7 separate regions of the Homo sapiens genome follow, and all the other regions are linked to region 1. A link is a loop called in an ENCODE intact Hi-C map of the cell type or tissue named here. Cell type or tissue: endothelial cell of umbilical vein. All regions are shown on one strand. Region 1 has its middle 220 kb from the start of NR2F1-AS1. Region 2 has its middle 310 kb from the start of LINC02058. Region 3 has its middle 310 kb from the start of NR2F1-AS1. Region 4 holds the start of LOC105379083 (a long non-coding RNA gene). Region 5 overlaps ARB2A (ARB2 cotranscriptional regulator A). Region 6 overlaps LOC105379083 (a long non-coding RNA gene). Region 7 has its middle 150 kb from the start of LINC02058.

What was found. Hi-C counts contacts between places; a loop is a spot of excess contacts. Peaks named below come from ENCODE experiments on the same cell type or tissue, not always from the same donor. Only the 100,000 strongest peaks of a DNase experiment are listed, where the experiment ranks them.
Region 2: it touches region 1 in a loop (5-fold over the local background); 2 of 110 quality-filtered maps call a loop at or near these places.
Region 3: it touches region 1 in a loop (12-fold over the local background); 3 of 110 quality-filtered maps call a loop at or near these places.
Region 4: a loop joins it to region 1, with 7 times the contacts of the local background. A loop is called at or near these places in 5 of 110 quality-filtered maps.
Region 5: it touches region 1 in a loop (4-fold over the local background); 2 of 110 quality-filtered maps call a loop at or near these places.
Region 6: a loop joins it to region 1, with 9 times the contacts of the local background. A loop is called at or near these places in 3 of 110 quality-filtered maps.
Region 7: it touches region 1 in a loop (6-fold over the local background); 3 of 110 quality-filtered maps call a loop at or near these places.

What each region holds. Positions count from the first base shown.
Region 1 is chr5:93,358,048-93,362,047 of GRCh38, reverse strand. No RefSeq gene overlaps it. Among named protein-coding and RNA genes, the nearest start is that of NR2F1-AS1, 220 kb to the left of the region's middle. RefSeq lists an enhancer at 1,588-2,787. In endothelial cell of umbilical vein, no CTCF peak of the experiment used is centred here; DNase peaks (open chromatin) are centred at 1,407, 2,447 and 3,677; H3K27ac peaks cover 3,147 bases.
Region 2 is chr5:93,248,308-93,252,307 of GRCh38, reverse strand. No RefSeq gene overlaps it. Among named protein-coding and RNA genes, the nearest start is that of LINC02058, 310 kb to the right of the region's middle. In endothelial cell of umbilical vein, no CTCF peak of the experiment used is centred here; DNase peaks (open chromatin) are centred at 1,637 and 2,327; H3K4me3 peaks cover 507 bases; H3K27ac peaks cover 1,870 bases.
Region 3 is chr5:93,272,515-93,276,514 of GRCh38, reverse strand. No RefSeq gene overlaps it. Among named protein-coding and RNA genes, the nearest start is that of NR2F1-AS1, 310 kb to the left of the region's middle. In endothelial cell of umbilical vein, no CTCF peak of the experiment used is centred here; DNase peaks (open chromatin) are centred at 944, 1,984 and 3,014; H3K27ac peaks cover 2,963 bases.
Region 4 is chr5:93,189,962-93,193,961 of GRCh38, reverse strand. LOC105379083 (a long non-coding RNA gene) reads left to right here and starts at 2,773. Exons shown (of 3, transcript XR_007058869.1): 1 at 2,773-2,891. RefSeq lists an enhancer at 2,315-3,602. In endothelial cell of umbilical vein, no CTCF peak of the experiment used is centred here; a DNase peak (open chromatin) is centred at 1,641; H3K27ac peaks cover 1,754 bases.
Region 5 is chr5:93,789,586-93,793,585 of GRCh38, reverse strand. The region is part of intron 8 of ARB2A (ARB2 cotranscriptional regulator A); the gene reads left to right. Among named protein-coding and RNA genes, the nearest start is that of POU5F2, 50 kb to the right of the region's middle. In endothelial cell of umbilical vein, no CTCF peak of the experiment used is centred here; a DNase peak (open chromatin) is centred at 1,795.
Region 6 is chr5:93,149,169-93,153,168 of GRCh38, reverse strand. LOC105379083 (a long non-coding RNA gene) reads left to right here. Exons shown (of 3, transcript XR_007058869.1): 2 at 3,263-3,343. Among named protein-coding and RNA genes, the nearest start is that of LINC02058, 210 kb to the right of the region's middle. In endothelial cell of umbilical vein, no CTCF peak of the experiment used is centred here; a DNase peak (open chromatin) is centred at 1,878; H3K27ac peaks cover 1,457 bases.
Region 7 is chr5:93,090,596-93,094,595 of GRCh38, reverse strand. No RefSeq gene overlaps it. Among named protein-coding and RNA genes, the nearest start is that of LINC02058, 150 kb to the right of the region's middle. In endothelial cell of umbilical vein, a CTCF peak has its summit at 2,135 (motif pointing left); a DNase peak (open chromatin) is centred at 2,105.

The DNA.
Region 1 (4,000 bases):
TTTTCATAAAGACTGCAGATTGGAGAGTTTTAGTTCCTTGTCCAAGTTCAAATGACCAGCGAGTGAAAATTCAAGCCTATTTTGCTCTTTCCCTGGGTCTTCCAGAAGCTGCTCCCTTTCCCTTCGTCTGCAGTATTTTTTCCAACCGTTTTTGTTTAGTCTCAAACAAGGAGCATGTTCTCCAGACTGGACATTGTTAGTGGAGCGGGTGAGCGGATTGTCCTTGGCCCATCTTCTCTGCTTTCTGTGCGGTGTTTGATCTCTTTAGCTCTGGAGCTGTGGGGTGGGTGGATGGACACTGAGTTGATCCTTGTTTCTTTCTTTTTTTTTTTTTTGAGACGGAGTCTCGCTCTGTCGCCCAGGCTGGAGTGCAGTGGCGCGATCTCGGCTCACTGCAAGCTCTGCCTCCCGGCTTCATGCCGTTCTCCTGTCTCAGCCTCCTGAGTAGCTGGGACTACAGGCGCCCGCCACCACGCCCGGCTAATTTTTTTGTATTTTCAGTAGACACGGGGTTTCACCGTGTTAGCGATCCTTGTTTCTAACAAGTGCTCACAAGTTTACCTCTGCTCCACAGATACTCTCTCTTCCTCCTGAGGGGCTGCTCGTGTGCTGAACTGATGCCTTCCAAGCAATAGGATGGAAAGTTTACCCTTTTATGGGCCCTTATCAATATTTTCATCATATCAAAGGGAGAAGCTACGTTGGAGCTGTGAGGCAAATATCGTTTTGAATTGGAAGTCACTTTGACTTTGCATTTTTAATTGTATTAACAGCAGTGTACTGGAGTAGCTTAGAAAATGTTTACAACTTGGCCCAGTCAACAGACTTATTTACTGAATAATTTTCAAAAATTAGGTTAAAATGTACAGCATTTTCTCTGCTATCTCTGCCAGTTGGTCTTTGAGCCAAGCCAAGCCAAACCAAACCAACCAAACTACACAAAAAAGACCAGGTTTGCATGTTGAATCTGGAATGTTTTGAATCCAAGGAAATAACTTACTTATTCACGTTTAGTTGGAGTAACATGTTTATGGGTACTAGATTTTAATGCCAGTAGTTTGAATGGGTGCTTTCATGCATATTTACTTACTTGGTTGACAGAGCACTAGATATCAAATGTGGAGTAGACTGCTTAGGGTTGCATGATTCAGAACGTGGGCATGACATCTTGTCTTTGGGTCTTGATGAGCAAACACTTTATCTCAAGACAGTGTCCTCTAGCTCATAAATATATTTTACTAATGATGCATAAATATTAAAAAGAAATATGGAAGTGTACTATGAAACTGTTCACTTCAATAAACCATGACATAATGAAAGGTAAAGTTTTTAGTTTGTTTTATTAATCATCATGAATAATAACACCCCAGCCCCATTAAAGGGCAAATTATTGTTATGCCTTGCTTAACAACGGGAAACACTTTGAGAAATGCGTCCTTAGGTGATTTTGTCACGTGAACATCATAGAGTGTACTTACACCAACCTAGATGTATAGCCTGCTACATACCTGCACTATACAGTATAGCCTATTTCTCCCAGGCTACAAATCTGTACAGCATTTTATTGTACTAAATACTGTAGGCAATTGTAACACAATGGTGTTTGTGTATCTAAACACACTTTAACATAGAAAAGGTACAGTAAAAAATATGGTATTATAGTCTTATGGAACCTAAATGCTATTATGTGGCACATCACTGTAAGATGACTCCCTCCTCAATTTTTTTTAACCCTAAAGTAGAAACCATTTAATTTTAGTCAGTTTTGTTTGTTGTTTCATACATTTTTCCTCCAGCTTGGATGCAACTGTCAAACTTACTTCTGGATGACCTATAAAGAATGAAAAGTAATTGGATAATACAGTTATTCCATAAATTGAGACACATGTCTCAGCTGGACAAATATTGCTGACTCAGCCTTCCTTCCTGCCATTTAATCCTTTTTACTTGAAATAAAAAAAGTCCCGATTTTCATACCTCAAATAGACTTCTTGAAACAGATTTGAAAAGAAGAGCCTATTGCCAGCGGGAGCAGGACTCCCCAGTTGCGTCTCCGTCATCTCAGCTCACCTGGAATGCTGGTCGGGTGGTGACAGTGACTGACAGGGCCAGGCTCACCTTGGTGTGAGGGCTGAGGGCTCCAGGCTGATGAAACATATCTGGAAATGTGCCCAGTGGAAACACAGAGCGGCGTGGGTACACTTTCATGCCAAAGATATTCGGGAATGGGTCCAAAAACATCTTCTGTAACAGGAAATGAAAGAGGAAATAACTTGTTATTCCAAAGGGGTGAGAGGGTTGGGGTGAGAGTTGAAAGAAGGGCTGAAAAGAGAGAAAAAGAACTGAGCTATGAAGGTGAGGTGATGTTGAAGAGGGGATGTGAGTAGTTGGAGCTGGAAATGTTAATGAGCTCACAAAGATAAGGAGGAAGTAGGGACTGTCTGGAAGCTAAACACACCATCATGGAAAGGACAGCTTTGCCAAGAATAACAACATCAAGATAATTAAAGGAAAAGGCTAACGTAAATATGAGGAAAAGGAGAAAACGCTGACGGGTCTTAAATACCAGAACATTCCAGCTCAGCATTTCGTAATTGACAACATAAACAGGAAAAGGAAGGGAAGGCCTTCTGCAGCCACACAGACATTCCATCCTATGATATTTGTGTTATCATTCAGTTTTCTGTTGACTCAGGATGCATTGGGTGGGATGAGAATTATAACTTTTATTGTTTTATCTCTCTGCGTCCGGTATGTTCTGTACATTTGTCAGAAGGCCATGATACTAGGATACTTAATTAATTTCCTGAATCGTGTTATTCAGTAGTGTAATTTTGTAGTGTAAGCTGTAGAACCAAATCATGTATCTCTATTATATATAAAATTTTCTTGAGCTCTTTTCATGCTAACTAATGGAGTGCCTGCAAAACAATTTTAAAAGTTGATAAAACTAAGTAAGTAGTATACTGACCACACACAACCTCACACTGCATGACACCCCACCTATTCTGTTCTGTAAGCAGTTCACATCAAGCTCCAATTTGTGTTCTCTTTCTGTTCCTGAGCATTCCACAATCTTCTTTCCAGAATAAAATTGTTTGGAAGACTGAAATCTTTTCCAGGGAGAAGGGAATTATAAAGTCCACAAGCAAATAAAAATAACATGTCCTTTTTAGTATGGAGATCCAAATTAGACTTCTAATTTGGTAAAAAAAAAAAAAAAAAAAAAAAGCAATGGTGGGATCTCTTCCCTAAATTATTACCCAAAAGAATGTTTATATATAACTTCATTTATTGTAAAACAGTATGAAAAAGACCAGTAAATATATTTCCTTGTGTGATGAAATTCACCAGTCTAATTCTTCTTTAATGCTTCTCTTTAACAAAATTCTCCTGAGGGTAGTTTTGTGTGTATCTAAATTTATAATACTAGGTATATACCACTCCAAAAATGTGTATCAATACATAAAACCCTAGGAACAGTATGTGACTAACCAAACTCACTATTGCTTTATTTCCTCTCTCTGGTTAACTTTATGATAAGTTTAATCTCGTTCTACCCTTTAAAAATATTTTCATAAGTTGTTTCTTTACTGGTACATAGCATTACTTACATAACAGTTCATAAAATCATAAAAGCTTGACATATTTTTCCTCTGTTGCCAGGAGCAGTTGGTGACAAATAATATAAAATAAAAACTTTAACCTTGGCTTTTTCACCACCATAGGAGCCTGAGGATTTATCAGTTTTCTCTATGTGTTCTCAAAATGTAAAGAACCAAGAAAGACTACATTTGAGTAGACAACCTATTTTAAAGGCAGGAGATCTATTTGGCTATCAGACAGGCATGGAGCCTTGGAGACACAGTCTAGACCTGGCTTTGTCACAAACTGCCTATGTAGCACAAGCAACAAGTCAAGTAAGAACGGGGTGAAAGAGGTGCTGCCTTCTAATGAGGCTGGGGAGAGGAGCAAAGGAGGTGGGGAAAGAAAGAGAGCA
Region 2 (4,000 bases), 110 kb after region 1:
CCATGAGAACACAGGATTATCCTTTTATACCCAGAGAGGATCTTGGGAAAGAGAGAAGGAGGTAAGATCACCTGAGAGGGAGAGAATCAGCTTTCGTACAGAGTTTTAATCAACCTTTTTATTTAAAAAAAGAAGAAATTGAAGTTCAAACTGGAAGATTAAAACATGGGTACACAAAGCAAGATAAGGTGAGTTACATGGCAGTGGGGGGATTTCATACTGTAGAAGCTTATTCTTTGTTATGTCATGTTTCTGATATTATGAAAGATGTACTACTTATAAGTACATAATTGGTTATAATGAAAGTCAACAACATTTTTCCAATTGAACCCTTTTTAGAATAGAAAGTTTAAGATTTCAGGCTGGGTGCAGTGGTGCCAGCCTGTAGTCTCAGCTACTCAGGAGGCTGAAGTGGGAGGATCATTTGAAGCCAGGAGTTCAAGGCTGTAGTGTGTGATGATTGTGCCTGTGAATAGCCACTGCACTCTAGCCTGGGCAACATAGCAAGACCCAGTCTCTAAAAATAAACAAATAAAAGATTTCAAACGGTCTGTGATATATAAAGTAGAATAGTCTCAGAAAATTAATTACTTTCAAATTATTGTTATTTATTATTTCCTGTGATATAACATAGTTAAAGCTAATTTTCAGGAGGAAAGTTTCATTTTGTAATTATTCATTATTTACACTCTGATGGGGATGGGATTTGGTATTCTTAAGACTCTACAGAAAACATGACCTTTTGTTCCGAGAAGCTCATAATTGAAAGTGATTCATTTATTTGCAAACATAGGATTATTGTAGGAACAAAAGGATAGTCTTTATTAAAGTTTATAAGCCAAAGGATATGAGATTATTTCCATCCATCCCCATCTTTCCATAATGCTTTTGTAATGGGAACGAATATTAAAATGATCCATTCTTGTCTAAAAAGGTTATATTCAGATTTGGACAACTTAATAAATAATACAGAACTCCTAGATAACCCACCAGCCATGGGGTCTTGACCCCAGAGGTGTCAAGCCACTTTGAAGTAATCCAAAAGCGCATCAATTGTATTTTTATATATTTTATTTATGTTAGTGTGAACTACCATATTAAACTGCATTAAATAACTACTTAAATAAGTAAAACAATAATTTAGAAGTAAAACCATTTTATGTTTGGGCTTAGACTCCTCTAAGCAATCAATACAGAGTAATTATTTGTGTCCATAAATGCATGATGATCTCAAAATGAATTCATTTATCGTTTTATGCATTAACTTCTCAGGCTGCTTGGGTATCATTCTCTGCTGGCTATTATATTATTGGGTCACCATTGTGCTAAACTGTAGGACATGTTAGCTGATAATTCCTGAAAAGTGCTTACTTTTGAAATAAAAAGCAAAGCAAAAAAAAAAATCAAGCCACAATGCTGACTGAAAAAAATATTCATATTTATATTAAAGCCCTTAGCTAGATTCTCAGACACATCACTGCTTAAAATGCAGTCACCTGACAAAAACAGTTCTAATTATTACCCCCTTGGGCAAACATTTTTCAGAGTGACTGGCTAAAATGCACTGCAGCTCATAATTTCTGTCTCTGACAGTGGAAGACATAACCTAGTTTCCTCTAATGCAAAAGTCTCTAATCTAGAGGGCAAGACCCTGCTCAGTATAACACTGAAGGGAGAAAATGCAATTTGAGCACAAGGAAATTGCACACATAGTTGGATAGTTCTACCACTCTCAGATTTTTTTTTCCTCCTCGGGTTTAAATGTCTTGTTTTATTTTATACTAAATTATGACCTGGCTGAAATTGCTATGTTTTTTTGGTCATATTCTGAAAACCTCTTACTATAAAAGTGAAGGTTATGCGATAGTTCCATACTTTCATTTTTTAAGGGGGTGGGAATGTTCACATTTTGACAGTTCAGCAGTGAAAATATTAAAAGTTACTGTGCTTGCTACAGCAATATTTTTTTCCTTTGAATAATAGCTCTTTTGTCTTGGCAAATGGGGCATATATACTGCATTAGAAAAAGGTAATTAAATCTTTTTGCAATGACAAAAGTGCAGATTTTTTGATCTGGACTAATCAGTAACAATTTCATTGTTGAACCTCTGAACGAACAAACTTTTATGATTGTTGGGAGAGGTGAATTAACCTCAAATTGTTCTGGTTCACTTCACAGGCGGTGGCTGAGTAATACATCGCCCTGAAACAACTGATAAGCCAGAACGAAAGAAGTTTCAGGGAAGTCAGTCAGAAGTCTTGGAAGGAATACAGCTATGGGAGGGCATAACTGGGAATTTTCATGAACAATTTTATTTCTGTGAATTGGAGAGTCATTGCCCCTTTCCCATCTCTTTCTGCTGACAGCTGCTGCTTACCTCCTTCCTTCCAGCTGGGAGGGCAGCCGCATGGCTGCGTATGCCGCTGACGCCAGGATGGCTCCTTAGCGAGCAACCAGGGCATCAGTTTCCTCCTGGAGACTGCACATGTCACCTTCACGTCTCATGCATCTTCCATCATTTATGTGAATATATCAAGAGGCTCTGGTAGAAGGCACTAGGCTATGAAAGTGCAGTCTAACTGGTGACTGAGAACAAAGGCTGCCTTCAGCTAGGAATGATTCGCTACTGTGGTAAAAAATACTTTCTTTTTTCCTCCAAAATGACTTTGAATCATAAAGATTTAATAAATAGCCTTCCTTATTCAGGAAATAAAAGTGAAAGGATAGCATAGAGAAAGGGTTATTTAAAGAAACTGATTTTGATAAACATTTATAAAATAATGGTATACAAAGGCTTGACAATATCACAGTATGAACTTGTAATTTCAGGAGGAAGATCTGTCCCCAACAATTCTCAAGCATGTCATCATAACTTATTGCTCCTGAATTCCTCAGCTTCCATCAGACAATAACACAATCTGATCAATCTTATCACTAAATACTGGGTGCCAGTTTGAACAAAATTAGGGTGAATTATTTAAAAGGTGATGTGACTATAATCTAACAGGTATCTTAAAATACCCTGTGTGGCTCATCAACCTGCTTATTCCAGTGAGTTAATAAAGAAATTTTATAGTACATCTCTAGAAAACAGAAACATCTATCTTAATTTTTCAATTATTAAATTATAAACATCAAACTTTTTTCTAAAAGATTTGTTTTCCTAACACTCTATATTGTTTATGTCCTTGGGAAGCAAATAAGAATTAGAAACAGGATTGGAAAGTAATTTGTGCTGAACTAACCCAGAGATGGTAGTGAAACACCCCCACCTCTCCCTTCCTCTGGCCTATCTAGGAAATTGGCCTGGTATCTACCAAGGTAGCACTGAAAATGTAGATAAATAACCCAGAAGCCCAGAATGGTTATTCTTGGTGCCAATTCACTGAAGCTCTGTTGGACAAAATTTTAAAGAAATTCAATTGTTAGACTGTGGACACATTTAGCCGTTCCTTCTAGATACGAAGAGTATTCTATTTTAAGAATACTCTTAAAAAAGAATATCTAATATATTTAATACTGTATTTTAAAATTAAGTTGTCACTAAAGAATACGTTTTTTGAATGCAAGAAAATAATTCATAGTGAAGAATAATTATATACTGAATACAATGCTCTGAAACTATTTGAATATTAAGCTTATCATTATTAATATTATTTAGAGTCCATAGGAATTTGTCACAATCTATTCTTTGTTCTATTTTAACCTCACAATGTTTTCCCTAGAAGAATTTTAGAAATAGCATATCAACAGGCTTGCTTTTAAGTGGTTTAGTCAGACTTGTCTTTCATAAACTTAATAGTTTCTAAATATTTCCAGGTTTGGCTGTCTGAATAGACATAATATTGTCAGCATAATTATGAATACTTTTAGAAATACTGTGTCAACAAGGTCTTGGATATTTTTTAACATGCCTCTATTAACTGCTTTAAAACACATAAAATTCTAAAAAGAATTTAAAAATTAACTAAAATTAATGGCCAATCCGTCTAGTACTAG
Region 3 (4,000 bases), 86 kb after region 1:
AGATAAATTAGTCACCCTAACCATAAACAAAGCTCTCTTTGAAGTTAATAGATTTATATAAATGATGAAAGCTGGAAAATTTTGATTTGTTTTTCAAATTTGGTTTTCTAAAGTCATAGATTGAGCAGGCAGGGTACATGGAGACCAGAGCAAACCATGCGTGGGTGAGAACATGCCTAGGCGCTGTGTCTTTCTACCAATTGCTCTCATTCTGTTTTGTATTTTTTTCTCAGAACTTCTTTGAGGATATTTTGAAATGTTTTCAGATAAACTATTTAAGACTTCAAACAAATTTCAGATTTTCTTTTTAAGTTGTAATATTTAGAAAAAAAAAACCCTGAAGAACTGGTTTTTATGACTTGTTTAAATTTTTGTAGAGTGTTGGGAATGGAATCAAATTTAATTTTACTTCATTATGAGAATTATCTTGGGTCGTATGTTAGAATAGATTCTAGTCTTCTGAGGGCAATCAACAGTGAATTATAAGTAGGGTATGACCAACAGATTCATTTTTTATATGGCATGGGAGAAGTTCTGGTTCTGCCAAAGTTAAAAAAAACTGTCAATGAGTTAACTTAAGAAACAATACGATTAAAAATATTTGTAAACAGGGACACTATTTTAAAATATTTGAGCAAGATTTTTCATAAAATTGGAAATCTCAGTTAATCATATTATGTTAATTCCTTAGATGTTAAAAATTACACTTCATTGCTTGACAGACTTTTATGATTAAATACATACTGGTTAATGTAAGGTTGCTGTAAATAATGATTTTTGTGTGTTTTTTTTTTGCAAAGCATGCATTAAATTAATTACTTTAAAATGTATACATGAAGTGATTCATTCAAGGTCTTTGGGAAAACAGGAAATGTAGAGTACTGGTATGTTTTGTTAGGAATATTAGCTTCCATTTTGGTTCACTTATTTTCTGTGTAACAAAACTCTAAATTGTTAATTGAGGAAACACCTGTTTTACCTGATTTTCTTAAGTGCAGTGGATGGATATTGAATGCCCTGAAGCAAAAGTCTTATTAAACCAAGTATCCCATGATATGGGCTACAATGGATGGATTATTGCATCCAAGAGAATATTATACTAAAACTTCACTGCATCATGGTCCTCAGGGGCTTTGCTATAGAATTACTTGTAAATGGAAACATTTTATAAAAACATCCTTCTGATGCTTCAGAATGTCACAGAATTGGATCAGAAGAGATATTTTGTTATAGATAAGAAATTGATTTGGAAGAGAAAAGAAAGAAACAAATGGCCATTTCTTGATGTGAAAGAAAAGGAAATGACAGGCCACACAGAGCCCATTATATTTAACCTCTCTATAAACTGCCTGGAGAAACTTAAATGATAGAAATGTCCAAACTGTGTGCTGTCATTTTCTTGGCCCAATCATCATGTTATACTCCTCTGGCATAGCCATAGGTGTGTTGGCAGCATGGGACCTGAGCCAGCCCAACAAGAGGACTTTGAATACTGGACTAGAAACACTTTCTCTGAAAAAGTTTGAACTTCACTTATAGCTGAAGCCATCCGACTTCCCCCAAGGGAAGCCAGCTTTAGGGTAGTCTGTTGGACACTTTCAGGGTAATGTTACTGATAAATTTGCTGTGAGGATTTAATATGGAGATGCTATATTGTGAAATTTTCAAGCTTTATCATGACTTAAAAATATGGGCTTTTGGTCAATAAAAAGTCAAGCTCATGAGAACAGGTTGAAGGAAGATTTTATAACCTAAGCAAGTAGCTCTTACAAGCAACGACTCAATAAATGTTTGTTTTCTTTCTCCATTGCTGATCAGTTTCCATTCTCTAACTTGTCTCCACCCTTTCAGTTTGATACATGGATTGGTTTCCTTCTAGGCTCCATGGCCCAGTGCTTGGGAATTCCCTATCTATCTACCAAGGGGCATGAGAAAACCCCATTATCAACCTTCGCATGTTATTGCAGCCGATGAGTGAACAGTACCCGGCTATCCCATGTTATTAGACACAGCAGTTTTACCTAATCACAGAGTAGCTGGACATTCCAATCATTCCTTAGTTAAGTACAAATTTCCTTTGAGGAAAACCTGATTCAGGGGCACAAGCTGTGGGAGCTTGTATATTCCACAAATGAGCACAACAAGATTTTCCCTTTAGCATGATTTCCAGAACTCTGCCTGTATTAGTTCGCTTTAACACTGCTAATAAAGAGATATCCGAGACTGGGCAATTTACAAAAGAAAGCGGTTTAATGAATTTACAGTTCCACATGGCTGGGGAAGCCTCACAATTATGGCAGAAGGCAAGGAGCAGCAAGTCACATCTTACGTGGATGGTGGTAGGCAAAGAGAGCGAGAGCTTGTGCAGGGGAACTCCTTTTTATAAAACCATCAGATCTCGTGAGACTTACTCACTATCATGAGAACAGCACGGGAAAGACTTGCCCCCATGATTCCATTACTTCCCACCGGGTCCCTCCCACAACACGTGAAAATTAAAGATGGCATTTGGGTGGGGACACAGCTAAACCATGTCACTGCCACTCCCCCAACAAAAGGCAGAGTCTAGGTCTCTTCCCCTTGAAGCTGGGTGGGCTTTTGTAACTGTTTCAAAAGGAGATAGAGTATGACAAAAATGATGCTATGTGATTTCCAAAGCTAAGTAAAAAAGAGGGGAGACAGCTTCTGCCTGGCTTCCTCCCTGTGGACGCTCTCCATGAGAACCCAGACAGTATGCCTCAAGGAGGCCCAGGCTATGTGGGGAAGAACCTGAGCCCCTTCCAGCTAGCAACTGGCACCAACTACGTGCCCTGAGAGTGAGCTGTCTGTCTTGCATGTGGATCATCCTGCCCTCCACTGGGCTGTCCCTCCTGATACTGTGTGGAGCAGAAATGAGTTTTCCCTGATGAGCCCTGTCCAAATTGCAGATTTGAGAGCAAAAATAAATGACTGTTATTGTTTAAATCATTTTTTTTGTGGTTTGTTATGCAATTGATATTAATCCTCACCAGTGTATGAGGTCGTGCTGCCGTCATGCCCACTTTATAGAGAGGAAACAAAAGCATCCAACAGGTGAATAACTTGCCAAAGTCACCCCAGTGATAAATGCTATAGGCAGATTCTAGAGCTGCCCCCACAGTGCAGCTTTTCACAGAGGGTAGAGCACTAGTGTATCAGTTATGACTCACAGTATGGTGGTAAATAGGGTGAGCTCTGGAGACAAACCACTGGAATTTGAGCATATAAATAGTGCAGAGCACTGCTCTTAGATCTTGAGGGAATCAGTGTGGAACAAAACAAACAGAACTCCCTGTCCACATGGAGCTTCCTTTCCAGTGTTTTCGGGATAATAGTAAAGAGTCCTTAGCATATGCTATGGTTTGAATATTTGTCCTTTCCAAAACTCATGTTGAAATATAGTTGGCATTGTAACAATACTAAGAGGTAGGACCTTTAAGAGATGATCAGGCCATGAGGGCTTTACCCTCATAGATGGAATTAATGCCATTATAAAGGGCGAGTTTGGCCCCCGCTTGCTCCCTCCTTGCCCTTCCACCTTCCGTTATGTGATGATATGGTGAGAAGGGCCTTGCAAAATGTTGGTGCCCTGATCCTGGACTTCCAAGTCTCCAGAGCTGTGAGAAGTAAATCTCTGTTCTTTAAAAATTATCAAGTCCCATGTATTCAGTTATAGCAGCACAAAACGGACTAAGACAGCATATAAGGAATTTAGCACAGCGCCTGGCTCATAAATGAGACATGAATATTGGTTGTTGGTATAATTATTGAACATTAAGAGAGTATGGTTATTATTTGTGACCCTCATGTTATGAACAGTGCCGCTTGTCCATTTTAGCAGCCAAATAGCTTGGATGGGTAACAACATTTGATTTGTGTGAGCAGAATGTGAATTGGAAACTGACTGAGATCATTCTAGCAAGTCATATAGTACCTGGTATTTAATATTCAAATGTTATATTATGGCCTCTAGGACTTTGTG
Region 4 (4,000 bases), 170 kb after region 1:
CTCTGGGTGCCCCTGGCAGTGAACCAATCAGCATTCTTGTAATCCAAACACAGATGCCTGGAGCTAAACAAATCCTATACTTGTGAACAAGAATTCAGCTTTCTGTCAAAATACAGTGAAGATCGCACAATAATGCTTTTAACAAAATATCATGAATTAAAATTTAAATGTATGTGATTAATCGAAAAAAATAAAATTAAACAATGTAGAGTTTCAATAGTGGCTCAATTTAGTTGCAAATCTTTCCAGCAAAAATTCATGTGTTTGGAAAAGTCCTGTATCTTAGCTCCACCCTGGACATAACTCCTTAGTATTTTACTTCAGAAGCACCACTGATGTTATTGTACAAATCAGTAGTTTGTAATGACTAATTAATGGGGTTGAACTCTGTTCACTTTCCGGATTAGTTATACAATGTTTGAATTATTTATCACAGTGATTTAAAAAACGTTCCTTTTTTTCTCCTTTTTTCTCCCTTTTCCTTATGGGCTTTTATCATAGTCCAGGCAATTGAATAATTTTTTTAAATAGATAATTTTGTTTCATCAGTTTGAGAGTAATCTTGGGGCTTTGCCCCATAACCAAGAAAATAAAAAATTACAGTTTCAAAGACATGTTTGTTAAATCTGTCACTCTAAACAAGAGGCCAGATTGGGAGAGGTGAGATGACCCATGGATATAAACCCAGAACCTTTAATAGCACAACAGAGATGTTAGCTTTTTCATTTTCTTTGCTTGATTCTTATGTTGGCCCAGCCTTGACTTGAAATGAAGATGCATTTCTTGAAGACGTGCTCATTGTATCCTTGTCTGGAACAAGGTTATTAGTGTGTGTGAAAAACTTGAGGGAGAAAAAAAGAAGCGTAGACCTAGAAGGCAATTAGTTAGCTTGAAATAGAAGTGGCAAGCTGATTTTTGGCAATGATTTGTGAAATATTTGTGAAATTTCTTTACCTTCTACAACGATGTTTTAGACTGGTGCTTCTCAAACTTTAATGCACTCGTGAATTACCTGGATCTTGTCAACATGCAGATTCAGATTCAGTAGGTGTGGGGTGGGGACTGAGTGTCTGCATTTCTAACAGATTGCCAGGTGGGGCAGATGCTACTGAGCCTAAGGTTTTAGGTGACTCTTTTTAACTCTCCACAAGTGTGTCAATTGCCTCAAGATTCCCATATAGTTCTGAGGTTCAAAAAGATTATTTTAAAAACTCCCTTCTGACACATTTTTCCTGTTTATGATCTTTTTCTATGTGTCAGTGACTTGATCTCTTTTAGGAACTTTCTAATTTTAATATAACTGTAGTTACATCATCTCAAAATGACTCTACCTTATGAAGAAAAGATACACATAAAGATGGAAACAATGTCAGGTTTTGTCACCCTTGCTCTTCAGTCGTTAGTTTCTCACTAGGTTTTGGTCTTGGTGAGAGCATTTTGTATTCTACTAGGTAGTCTCATTAGTACTGACACATCTCTTCTTTGCTATACTGCAATCAGAGAGTGTTCATAATCAAAGGTTGAAGGTCTTTATAAGAATGCACTTGGGCTAAGAAGCACCCAGGGGAAAAACAGTTAAAAATAAGAGCAGTCAGAACTATCAGCAGTGTTTAGACCCAGATAACCACAAACATCCTGGAATTTACTTAACCATGTCTGATTTCCCAGTGAGTCATGTTTACAGCTTTAGATGTTAGTTTACTTTTCCTTCATTTTTTTCTTGATCATTCATGCAGTAGAAAGTGGAAACGAAATCTTCCATGGCAATTAAAGTGCCAATACTTGTGCTAGCTATGTGTTCCTGCTACTGATAGGGAGCGATCTGGCCATTAGTCAAACAAAGCTGTACCAATTTTCTCATGCTCATTACCTATTTATAATATGGACATTCTTATGGCATATTATGCAGCTGCTTTAGCAGGGAACTAATGTCAAATGAGAGTGCCCGATTTAGCTTTATCAAGAGAAAATGCACCATATTTAATGCTCAATTTTCATTCTGTGTATGTTAGATATACACGTGATTGCTGAGAATTTTATTCCAGTGTATTCGTAATTGTGTATTCCACTACAAGTTATTTTTGAACTTGATAAAGATTCTTACTTTCTTTTTGGTCAAATGCTAAGATTATTTAACAAGTGGAAAATAATATTTGCTAATTTTCTTAAAAGGCTGAAGGTGTTTTCTGAACTGAGGGTATAGATGATTACTACCTTATATTAGAAGAACCAAACTCTGAGGTTGATTGTCTATCACATAGTAAGGCTTTACGGACTACTATACCATTTCTTCCATAAAAGCCTTCATTTTATGTTGCCAATTTCATCTGGTGAGTCAGCCGGACACTCTGGACACATGATTGTGGATTAGACCCAGAAATATAGATTCCGTTACTGCTATTACACTAGACTCTCAATAACATTACTCTGAATAAGCTTTCTCCTATGAGAAAACCGTTTCAACCTTTTTGATGAATATTGGTGGAAGAAAATAAAATGGGGGACATGGCAGTTGTGAAAAGAGATTTTTTCTGGCTGAAATTAATAATTCTGAGCAGCACTAAAATTAATTACTCTGTAGTTATGAGTAGGCAGTGGATTTATGGTAAATGACAGAGTGTTTGCAAATTTTCCTGACTACTCGATTAGAAAATGCACAAGTGGAGGCGTCAGCCGAGCATGCATTATTTAAGTGGTTGGTGTCTGGCGACAATCTGGAAACTGCAATTGTTGTGGTTGCCGTAGGAAAATTCGCACTTTCTGAGAGAAATTCTTTCACCTTTGTGTGCCCACAGCATGGATCTCTCCTCATGGCAGCTGTAGGAAACACAGGAACTCCGTGACCTGGAAAATGTGGGACAACTGCCACAAGGTGACCCTGGAAGGCTGGGGTAGGCCCAATTAATTTAAAATTTTGCTTGGCCTTGTCTCTTCCAATTTTCTAAATCTTCTGGAAAAATGATTAATGCGTACACTGCCAATGCGAAAATATTTTTGACCCTATTAAAGTCGACCAAGGGTAAACCAAGTGTAGGCTGGCATTGTATCAAACTAGCTTTATTAAATTTGATTGGAGGTTTGTATGAGGAAGGGACAGACAAGGACATTATTTTGCACAGCGGCTCTCTTTTAAATGAAAATATCAAGAGGAATACAAAGTAGCAATATGCCCTGGACAGGAATCATTTTAAATATAGAAAAATACCACCAAGAACTTTGTTTAAAGGGTAAACTGTATTTGCTAGAAAATATTCTGCTATCTTATTGCTATGCTGGTCAATTATCAATGAGGGTGTTTAAATTTATGCAAGGCTTATGGAAGTCTTATATTTCTTTATTTATAGATGAGCTAATTCCACCTTGCTTTCTTTCTCTTGTCTGTTACCAAATTCTACAACTTAAAATAATCTTTCTGCATTTTGAACCTTAGCAGAGCAAGGCTCAATCTTATAGCGTTCCCCCAATGTGTCTATCCCACACAGTTTTCCAATTAATTAATAAAGTGATTAATTTTTTTCCACTTGTTATGTTGTTTTGAGTAAAAATGGCACAATTCTGGCACAATTCCAAAGGATAGAACTTCTCACAGGCACTTCTTCTCCAAGAAAGAGAAAATCATAAGATATAGTGAATGCATAATTCAATTTACGGGTCAACACCTATATTGCACATTTAATGTTTTCCAATAGTTTTCTCAAACCTAGGAGATATTCAACCACATGAATGAGATCATAAAGAGTATATTTTACCCATTAAACATGTGGAAAATATAATACTTTCCTTTATAGTAGGGCTGGATCTTACTGACCTCGATAGAGCTAGTGTATAGTAAATACTTATTCAATGACTGAATGGCAGAAACCACCTGTAACCATCTGTCTTCCAAGGGAAGACTAGAGCTACAGCTGGAATGACAGCTTAGCTAATGGTAATAGCTCAGTGAAGGCTCTAGAATACATGAGTAATTGTTAGTCATTTTAGTCTAGCAAGCATGGATGTG
Region 5 (4,000 bases), 430 kb before region 1:
AATTTTTGAGCACCTGTTATTTGCCAGTCATTGTGCAGGGAATGAGAATGTGGTGTTAACAAATATGGATTTGCCCTCATGGAGGCTACATGAGGGCAAACAAATCCTTACTGGTTTTATAAGTATTTCAGAAGAAAAAAATACAGGATATTATGTACAAATAGCCATGGTACAAAGACGGGATCTGGAGTTAAAAGATGTAGGCTGCCTGCAGTGACTCACACTTGTAATCCCAGGGCTTTAGGAGGCCAAGATGGGAGGATTGCCTGAGGCCAGGAGTTCAAGACAAGCCTGGGCAACATAGTAAGCCCTTGTTTCTACCAAAAAAAAAAAAAAAAAAAAAAAATTAGCCAGAAGTGTTGGTGTACGCCTGTAGTTGTAACCATTCAGTAGGTTGAGGCGAGAGGTTCACTTGAGCCCAGGAGTTTAAAGTTACAGTAAGCTGTGATCCTACCACTGCACTTCAGCTTGGGTGACAGAGCAAGACCCTGTCTCTTAAAAATAAAAATAAAAAAATCTAGCTATGCCACCACTAATTATGTGAATGTGGTATGCGTGGGTCACTTACTCTCTAGGCATCAGTTTCCTCATCCATAAAACTGGTACATAATCCCTCAGCTACCAACCTGTGTACTTAAAAAGGAATTGTTCTATCTAATGAGATAATCTATATATAAATACTCAGAATATGAAGGGTCTCTGTGGAATGTATCTTTTTTTTATTTTTTTATTATTATTATACTTTAAGTTTTAGGGTACAGGTGCACAATGTGCAGGTTAGTTACATATGTATACATGTGCCATGCTGGTGTGCTGCACCCATTAACTTGTCATTTAGCATTAGGTATATCTCCTAATGCTATCCCTCCCCCTCCCCCCACCCCACAACAGTCCCCAGAGTGTGATGTTCCCCTTCCTGTGTCCATGTTTTCTCATTGTTCAATTCCCATCTATGAGTGAGAACATGCGTGTTTGGTTTTTTGGTTTTGGTGTTTGGTTTTTTGTTCTTGCGATAGTTCACTGAGAATGATGATTTCCAATTTCATCCATGTCCCTACAAAGGGAATGTATCTTAACCTGCCTTCTTTCCTAAAATATGAGTTCTACCCAGAGGTCAGAAATCATGCCTTCCTCTGCTTTATAGTTATAATCTATTACCTAGAATTTTTTTCATAAAGTTTTGGTAAATTTTCTCACTTTTCTATCTAAGACTGTGTCACCATTTCAATGTCTTCTTCGCTGAGCCTGCCTTAGTTTTTTGGTTTGACAATGTTTAGTCCTAACTTACACTTTTATACTGTATCTACTTCACATATATTCATTGTAATTTTCAAATCTGTGTTTTATAATATCTTGCCTACTCTGGTCAGTCATATTACATAATAAAATGTTTTAATCAAACAAGTCAACATGATGATCACTTATACTATTTTCTTATTATGCAAGTGACCCCTTTTACTTTTTCCTTACAATTAACTTGTCTCTTATATAATAGATACTAGCTGTTTTCTTGATTGGTAAAGCAAGTTTTTCAAACAGTCGCCTTCCCCTCCCCACCCCCAACCACATCACGTATTTTGTAGAGCATGTGTCTTCTTTCTCAACTCCCAGATTGTCAATCACTTAATGTTTGCTTTTTTTTTTCCTTTTCTTTTTCTTTTAAACCTATCTTACACATGCTTTTTTTGTTGTTGAGGGAGCTTGCACGTGGCAGCATGGTCTAGGCAGGAAAGGAAAAGGAAGTTATTACTGCTCTCTTCTGGCCGCCTGCAATAATAAATCATAACTTGCCTTTCCCTAACTGGTGGCTGGAGACTTGTCTTCATAAACGCATGTGACCCAAGAAGTTTCAGTTTACATACCCTATCCCTTGGTGTTCTTGCCTATGGAGAGCCTTTTCCTTCCTGAAATTAAACAAAGATTGCAAGAATTGAAGCTAGGGCTTCAAAGCACAGGAAAAGAGAATGTTGTCTTATCCTGTTGCTACAGTGGAGATCCAGCTGGCCATGTTTACCTAACCAGGGTGTGAGACTGCTTGTCCATCTGTGAGGGGCTCAGCACAGTGCTAAGGCTTGCTCTTAAATTTTGAACTTAGAAACCTTTTGAAATACCTCTTGTGTGTTTTCCTACATAGTTATTTTTAGACAGTTTATACGTTTGGGGTATATGCTGAAATTGCTAAGCATTGAACAGAAGGAAACTTTATAAGCCTTACCTGTTTGCCAGGGTAGCATTCAACATCGTGTTATATATACGATGATCAAATTATTTCCCATTCAAGCCAGAGCACTGTAACAGGGAAAGGAGACTCTATTATTAATTATGCCAGTTTAATAGTCATAAGCCAAGACTGTTCTGGGCAAACTGGAATCTATAGTCATCTTATTTGTACTTGATTATTTCCTTTACAATATTTAATCGAAACCAAATCACTTTACAAAATCAGGGAAGTAGGGGTGGAGATGGGAGTAGAAGCTGTATGATACTTCAAAACTGGTATCCTATCAGTATGAATTTTGATGTCACTGAAGAGCACATAGATACCACATCTAAAAGGAAGGTTACATTTTAGAAATTAGAGATGAATGTCAAGGTAATAATAATAGCTGACATTATTGATTTCTTACATGCCTTTTCTCCTTTATGCTTCAGCAGCCCTATGAAGAGACTACTGGTATTATTCTCATTTGGGTGTTCTTACAAAGATTAACCAAAAATAAAAATCTAAGCACGTCTAATTCTAAAGCCTATGCATACTTTTAACTATAACACTATACTGCCTTCCTCTGGACATACTCTGTATCTCTGTGATTATCTTTTTTTTTAAATACAGTCAGTTACACTACCTCTATGTAGAAAACAAGGTGGTAAAGGGACTCTTTCCCCCAGCGTGGCACTGCTGAGCCATGGCTTCGTGCTTTGTTGCCAGCTCAAGCCATTCTGAAAGGGTTCACTGGTGGGAGGAAAGTAGAACTACCACAGTATTGCTTCACCAATTCTGTTTTCATTGTCAAGTGCATAGTGGTATGACTGGTCTAGTGTGCTGATGACAGGATTTTAAATACACACAATCATCAGATCTTAGTACTTCTTAGTCATGCAGTTATAGAAGTCTTGCACCATGTAATCAAAGGAAAAAGCAGCCCTTCGTACATGTTTTCTTTGCAGGCCTGTGCCTTTTTTAAAGTAATATTTGTCATTAAGTGCATTTATAAACTAAACTTCTATTAGCTTCCTCTGTATGAGTGAGGATAATGCACTTTTTAAAGATTCGGAGTAGTTTACATGGCATATTTTTGTGGGATGACCTATTATAATTATGTACTGTGTGCCATGTCCTCTGCTAGTTGCTTTTCAGTTTGTTCATTTAGTACTCAAAATAATCCTATGACTTACGGGGATTTGTCATCTCCCATGACATTCACCTGATAAAGCTGAAGTACAGAAAAATAATTTACTCAAAGTATCATTACTAGAAGTGGCAGAGCATGGACTTGAACCCAGGGAATCTGACTCCACCGTCCTTGAATTTAACTATTGCACTTAACTTCCGAAGCTTCTACTTTCAAAATAGAAATTGTGAATGCAGATTAGAGGTGTGAACTGCAGGTAACAGGAGAGTTGAATGTCATACTCATCTGAATTTCCTGCTGGGCAGTTTGGTCTTCACATTTTATCTACTGAAGTGTGTGTATTTCATTATAATCACTAGAGGTGCTAGTGCCTAAGATAACAGAATCAAGGTTTTAGTGTTACACCAAAGATGGTATTTGTTCTCTTAGTAGCATTCTGTTGGGATAGACTTGTCCAAAAGAATCTTCAGGAAAAATAATACAAAGTAGTCTCTGACCTTAACAGAAAAGACTGCCAAACCCAGAGTTGACTGATAAGTCATCTACAGGGCACACTTGTAACCAGGTGGGCTTGGATAGCACAGGACAGAGTACCATGAAATGGAGAATATGCAGGCAGAAGTGTAAAGTGATAGGAGAGGTTTGTG
Region 6 (4,000 bases), 210 kb after region 1:
GAAGGAAGCAGCTGCATTGCTAGGGACAGTAAGGTGGGTGAGAACCCTTCTGCAAAGTTGGTTTGGAGTAAAGAGCTACAAAAATGCAATCTGTGAGCTACTAATGCCTACTTTTTGATAAACTAAGCCCTGGCTCTCCATGGCCACACTTGAAGCCACAAATGCAGATTTGACCTTTTTCTCTCAATTCATTACGTATGTATAAAAGGGATTAACAAAAATTCTGTCTTCAGTGACATGAGCCTCCTATGGGATAATATGCAGAAAGCTCCTAGCACACAGCAAGCATACAATAATTTATTTTTTCTCTTTCTCCTCTTCCTTATGATTATTGACTTAACTACCTGAAATTGGTACACCATGATGAAACTTTGCATTAATGCAAAATGACCCCAAATGTTTGATCTGTAGTTGAATATCACATGAGAAGAAAAATATTTAACTATAGAAGTCCTACCTAGCATGAAGAAATTAGGCAAAATGAATATGGGCCTCAGAGGTCCTGACTTCTTATTTGTAAGAACAACTTACCCTAAGGCAGTGATTCTCACTCACTGTGTAGCTTGTGAACTGCTCACAATGCTTAACAAGTGTATGTATATTTCAGAGGGAGGGAGGGGAGAAGGGGGAGAGAGAGAGAGAGAGAGAGAAAGGAAAGTTTTCATTGGTTGTAAAGAGCAAGCTCATTTTTTTCCTTCTTCATTTGTTTTCTTATACCCAGAAAATTTTCTGCTCATGACTCCTTTCTGAAAGGTATCTTCTGTGCAACATGCATATTATGGGTATAATTTTTTCTCCTTTTAATGCAGTTGTTTTATAGTGAGGGGCCAAAGAGTTATTTTAATCTCACAGAGGCCAGGTTTTTTTGATTATATTTTTTAACCTTAGTTTTTTAGTTCACACTGTCAGGCTTATAGGCCATCTTCTTCAAGACACTTCACTTTCATTTTCAATCAATTTCTCTCCACGACTTTTCACATAGCTTTCTTCACACTACTAATTTCACTTTAGAACTGGCATCCTATCCCACATCCCCGGACTTGCCGTGCTAACATGTTTAAACATGATTAGTCTTTATTAATGTAAAAGAGACAAAGCTTCAAGAATCACACACCTCTTAATTTGCTATAGTTCCAGAGGGGGACCTCAACGCTGGAAACTGAAAATGAATGGACTCCTTGAGAGGCAGATATACTGGGTGTTCTGCTAAGTGGAAAGTTTTGCATTACGGTTGCAGACAGGATTTTCTTTAAGTTGCATTCCAGCTAAAATCCCTGCTATATCGAATACCACAAAATATCCAAATAATTAAAAAACATTTCCTGGTCACAAATGATGATTAATATACTTTCAGCAAGTTTGTTACACATTTAGTTCAGAAAATGAAGGGATTTTGACATCATTATGGTGGTGTTTGACCTCCATTATGATCTTGAGAATAATACGATAATACTTTCTTAATGCAGTATTCATTTTGTTATTCAACAAATACGAGCTAAGAATTGTTGTAAGCACTCAAGAAAGGGTGGAGTATTATGACGCTACCCACAAAGGACACAGAGTTTAGATGAACACTTCGTCTATTTAATACTTTCTTGAAATTTCTGTCTAAAATTTCAAAAGATTATATATTTTATAAAACATATCCATAAATATACCTGTTACTTGATGTAAGTCTCCTATTTTGGGAGAATTTGATATGGGTTACACATATACAATAAGATGTTAACATAAGGCTAAAATATTAAGGGCCATATGTAGGAACAGAGGAGATCATTAGATCTGAAATCTAAGCTAGGGATATTTTCTACAGTTGCACATTAAATTTAGTTCCTGTGGGGGTCACAAAGGCCAATAAAGAAATTCCATGAGTCATGTAGTATTCATTTTCTAATAAAAGGATATATACCAGTTGGTAAGAAGAAAATGTTCCTGGAAATAAACAAGAACCTAACCATGAATTACTAAAATAAAAGAAAATATTGAAAGTATTTTTATAGTGAGGGGCCAAAGAATTATTTTAACCTCACAGAGGCCAGCTTTTTCTGATTATATTTTTTAGCCTTATTTTTTTTGTTCACACTGTCAGGCTTATAGGCCATCTTCTTCAAGACACTTCACTTTCATTTTCAATCAATTTCTCTTTAATAGTGGCCTTTAAAGAAGATATGGAAAATGTATTCATACTGTCATTTCTTATGCTGACCCTTAGTAAAAATCAAGAGAATAATGCTGTATTACAGTCATGTCAATGTGTTTCCATAGGGAATAGAATGAAAGAGTCACCAGGTCCCCTGGAGCTTGGTGTTTTGTTGCAGCTAGAGGTGACTGTGTGTGCTGTCTATGCTTTGACTGGGGATGCATCAGAACACCAGCATTTCTCAGATGAACCAATCTAGACAGCCCATTGCCAGGCTCCTGCTGACAATGTTGATACCAATGCCACTGCTCTGCAGGCCTATGGACACTGGGCTGTTCCTGAGCAGTGTACGGGTACTTCACCTTTCCAACCTGCGTCGTCTCCACTGCCCAAGCAGCTGTCTCAGTCTACTCTGCAGCTATTTGGACCATCCTTATTTTCACCAGAAATGCTCCTGGACTTGTTCACCTGCTGCTGTGGCTCATGTTGGGGCACCACAAGATGACCTGGGGGCCTAAATAAGTGACTTGGGGACACCATAAGGTGGCTTGGAGAATTTCTTTTTATCAACTGCTTGGGAAGTATTTCAAAACTTAAACAACCAGAATGGTTATGTCAGTATATATCCCAGGTCCCCTGATAAGAATGTCATCTTTTTTTCCCACTAGACTCAATTAGTACTGTGTAGTCTCCTTTCCTGTGGACATTTATCATATATGTTTCTTATCTTATCTACAAGACTATAAAGTCCATGAGGGCAGTGTCTGAATCTGATTTGATTTCTATGCCCGAAAACACTTAGTACAGTTCTTCATACTTATTGAATACCTGTTGAATGAATAAATGAATGTGAGGCAGTTATTCAAATCCCCTGGGTCTAGGCACATTGGTGAAAACAGGTAAGCTGTCTTGTGATTTTTCAATCTCTATCATTTAGTTAGTTAGATTGTTAAATTAGTTAGCTGATTGTTAGTTGGTTTGAACACTTAAAAAAGTCCATCCTCGTCATAGGGGATGATATCTACATTTAATCATAAAGATGAGGTTTTTAAAAATAAAAACCTGCAGAAAGATAGATGTAATTAGACCCTAATCCCTGAAGTATTATATTTTCTCTTTTAGGTTGAGTACCAGTAGAAACCTCATATTTACCTGGAAGATTACTTTTAGGAAGCTTGAAGAATTCTCTCTTCCAACTTGGTTGTAAGTAGGATCACCATGTAATTTATTGTCTAAACTGGGACACTTTTTAAAAATTATTATTATACTTTAAGTTTTAGGGTACATGTGCACAATGTGCAGGTTAGTTACATATGTATACATGTGCCATGCTGGTGTGCTGCACCCAATAACTCGTCATTTAGCATTAGGTATATCTCCTCATGCTATCCCTACCCCCTCCCCCCACCCCACAACAGTCCCCAGAGTGTGATGTTCCCCTTCCTGTGTCCATGTGTTCTCACTGTTCAATTCCCACCTATGAGTGAGAACATGTGGTGTTTGGTTTTTTGTTCTTGCCATAGTTTACTGAGAATGATGATTTCCAATTTCATCCATGTCCCTACAAAGGACATGAACTCATCATTTTTTATGGCTGCATAGTATTCCATGGTGTATATGTGCCACATTTTCTTAATCCAATCTATCATTTTTGGACATTTGGGTTGGTTCCAAGTCTTTGCTATTGTGAATAGTGCCGCAGTAAACATACGTGTGTATGTGTCTTTATAGCAGCATGATTTATAATCCTTTGGGTATATACCCAGTAATGGGATGGCTGGGTCAAATGGTATTTCTAGTTCTAGATCCCTGAGGAATCGCCACACTGACTTCCACAATGGTTGAACTAGTTTACAGTCC
Region 7 (4,000 bases), 270 kb after region 1:
AGATATTTATGCAGCCAACAGACACATGAAAAAATGCTCATCATCACTGGCCATCAGAGAAATGCAAATCAAAACCACAATGAAATACCATCTCACACCAGTTAGAATGGTGTTCATTAAAAAGTCAGGAAACAACAGGTATGGAGAGGACGTGGAGAAATAGGAACAGTTTTACACTGTTGGTGGGACTGTAAACTAGTTCAACCATTGTGGAAGTCAGTGTGGCAATTCCTCAGGGATCTAGAACTAGAAATACCATTTGACTCAGCCATCCCATTACTGGGTATATACCCAAAGGATTATAAATCATGCTGCTATAAAGACACATGCACACGTATGTTTATTGCGGCATTATTCACAATAGCAAAGACTTGGAACCAACCCAAATGTCCGTCAATGATAGACTGGATTAAGAAAATGTGGCATATACACACCATGGAATACTATGCAGCCATAAAAAAGGATGAGTTAATGTCCTTTGTAGGGACATGGATGAAACTGGAAACCATCATTCTCAGCAAACTATTGCAAGGACAAAAAACCAAACACTGCATGTTCTCACTCATAGGTGGGAATTGAACAATGAGCACACTTGGACACAGGAAGGGTAACATCACATACTGGTGCCTTTCGTGGGGTGGGGGAGAGGGGAGGGATAGCATTAGGAGATACACCTAATGTAAATGACGAGTTAATGGGTGCAGCACACCAACATGGCACATGTATACATATGTAACAAACCTGCAGGCTGTGCACATGTACCCTAGAACTTAAAGTATAATAAATAAATAAGTAAATTACTTCATGAACACAAAAAAAAGAATTAGTAGAAATTCCTAAATTTGCAAAAATTATTAGCACAGTTAAGAGATTTTCCTGGGTGCCTTCAGAAGCCTAGGAACAGGAGTAGATAAAAATGAATAGAAGGGCTCATTCCTGATGTGGAATTTTCAGGATGGTTACAGCAGAAGAGTAAGGGAAGACGATGGAGAAGAAACTGGTCTGAAGAGATATTATCTGTGTTATTTCATTAAAGCAGCAGCAATTTCTCAATAAAAAAGGTATTTGTTAGACATTGAGTCTAATTTACAGATGAACAAAGTTTGAAATAGCAGGTTTTCAAAAGTGGCAAAAGCCTGTAGTACTCTCTGATTCCAGGAATGTTCTTTTCCACTGTACATTGCCTTATGGGAGTGAGTGAATTGGAGGTTTTGGTAATATTGTCATTAAAATTATTACGTTAACAGTGAGATTAATGCAGGTAGTTGGAGTTGGAACCTAAGTAGGCGGGGGTTGACGTGTTGGGGAATATATTAAACGTGAAGAGTAGGTTTTGAGGCAACACAGTAGCAGGAACCCATTATAACACTATCCATACATTATAACACTGTGAATAGAGCAGGAGATCCCACTCTCTGAGTGAATTATTTTGTAAGTGGAGACAAGGTCCAGGATGTGGCCACGACATTGTTACAATGAAATGAAGATGAAAGGCTAGAGAAGCTCCCAATGGAGGAGACTTACAAGTACTAAAGAGATCATCTACTTAGTGTGGAAGTGACACAAGATGATGCCTGGAGATTAGGAAAAGAGTGCAAACCAGGGGCAAGAATCATCAATGACTGTGGAGACAGATAGAAAAGGGGTGTGTGATAAACAAGAAACCACTAGAGAGCAGAAATATACTCCTGCTTTGTCTGGCCTGACCCTCCCATACACCATGAGCTGGCTGGCCCATCAAGGTCAGTAATCATCACTTTTAGATTTTCCTATAAAATCCCAGTCACCTTCCACGTCACTTCTTTCTAACATGCACTTTCTCTGAGCTTATTTCAAGTCTACATTAAAACTCTTGGCTCTATGAGTCTAACCACATCCATAACTGACACCGGACTTGGCTTTTCTCATATTCAAACTTCAGCTTTTTTTTTTTTCCTAATGAACTCTTATTCATGAGGCTGTCTTTTGTGTCCTTCTTGTTTCTTGGGTTAGAAATCCCAGCCATAACTTTTACCCTAAACCACATCCCTGTGTCTTAGAGAGTGGCATATCTGGAAGGCAGGAGCTTCAAAGAACAGCTGGCCTTTCAGTGAAGTGGCAAAACAATATTGGGCTGATTCAGAACAAAGAGTGCCATCTACTGAAAGCCCACTTAGCTGTTTAGTAATTTATTCAGCTGTATGAGTTATCATAAAATAGTCTCAAAATAGCATTGTGAAAAACATGAGATGGGAGAAAAGGACATGAAATGTTATAGCCAGGTAATCCTAAAATGTGGTGGTTAAAGGCGGAAGTCAAGGTCTACCCTTACCCACTGAAAAAAGGGTCTCTGAGATTGTTTTCCTTCCTATGGGATTCTGTGGGAAGTTTCCAATAGACAGTCACCTAGAATAGGGAAATGGCTTTTTATTACTAAAGATGAATATTTAATAATAATCATTTGGAGAATTAAAATAGTTCAAAATGACAAAGTAGACCAAAGTAAACTAGGATAAAACAGAAACAAATTATTATATGGAGGCAAGGAATCCTATTCCTGTATGGCAAGACGATGGTACCTGAATTCATAATGTACAGTGGTCCAAGCAGATTGGTTAGAGAGCAACAACCGCATGCATTTTGCAGGGAATGTCTCTCACCCTGTTGCCACTTTTTTCAGTGCTCCATATGCTAGATTGCAACTACAGATTTAGCCCTTTTGCCCAAAGGCATCTGAACCTGTGAAAAGCCTAGCTGGGGCACTTTCTATTGTTCATTGACAACTTGTCAATTTACTTCCAGGCAAAATAATTCATAAACATGATAAGTAAGGCAGATAAAACAAGAATTCTTTCACACTTTGCAACTTTACTGCAAAAATGGCTTATTTTCCATAAATGTGTGAAATCTCCCCTCTGAATTGTGACTGTGCATTGAACTTTAAAACTGTTTAGAAACAGCACAAGCATTTCACAATTCCTGACTGTAATAAGATGAATGTTAAATATTAAACATGCATTAAAAGTGATAAAATAAAAGATTTTCAAACGTTCACTAGCATCACCATATTTCTCTTTGATTCTCAGAGTTAATAAAAGTTAAGTTTAACAATACTCTCTAAGAGACAAATGTTTAAGCACTATCTTCTAAATTTGACATTTCATATATTTATATTAGCTATTATCAAAACCCTTATGTCAGTTAAAAAAAGATAAACTATATTATTATTAAATTCAAAAGCAGTATGTGGTATGTTAGCATATGTTCATACTGTAATGAAGTGGCTTTTGTTTCTGATATTTATAATCATTCCATTTCTAATGTACTGTTTAAATATTGAAAGCTAATTGTGAATTCTTTTAGGTAAAATATTTTAAGTAGATAATAATTTTGAAATATATTATTCTCTAAGGCAAAGCGGTCTATTTATGTGTAGTTATTTATAAAGTCGTAGTCTTTAATGAAGCCATGTTCCCTGGATTCAATTCCCTGGTAATGGATTAGATTTTAAGCTTCTTGCTTACTGTGATGCCATCCCACAGTTACACTCGGCGGCCTCCTGATTTTTCCCAGGTGAACCTCCATAACACCAAACATCCTAATTTTGGACAGACTGAAAATGAAGGGAAAAACGAATGAGATGGGATCCAAACATACAAGACCAGGTTCAGCTTCCTGGCTTTGTTCTTCTTTTGTGACCTTTGCCCCTTAGACACAGTCTAGATTCCCGACATTTCCAGATAGAGGGTTTGAAGGTCCTATTAGCCTTTTCCCCCTATTTCCCCACATTTTCTTGACTTACTGTAGAATATTTATAAACAGGAACACATATTCATCTGTTACATAACAAATGGCTTTTGGGAAATAAGTGAGAGAACACGAGAAAAGAAATTTCAAAGACTGCAAAAAAAGGGGAGTACAACAAATCTGTGATAAACAAGGGTGCCTCAAAATAGGACACGTTTTGCAGGAGGCAGCGTCGAATAGTAGAAAGAGCCCAGAACTGGGGGGCCAGGGACCT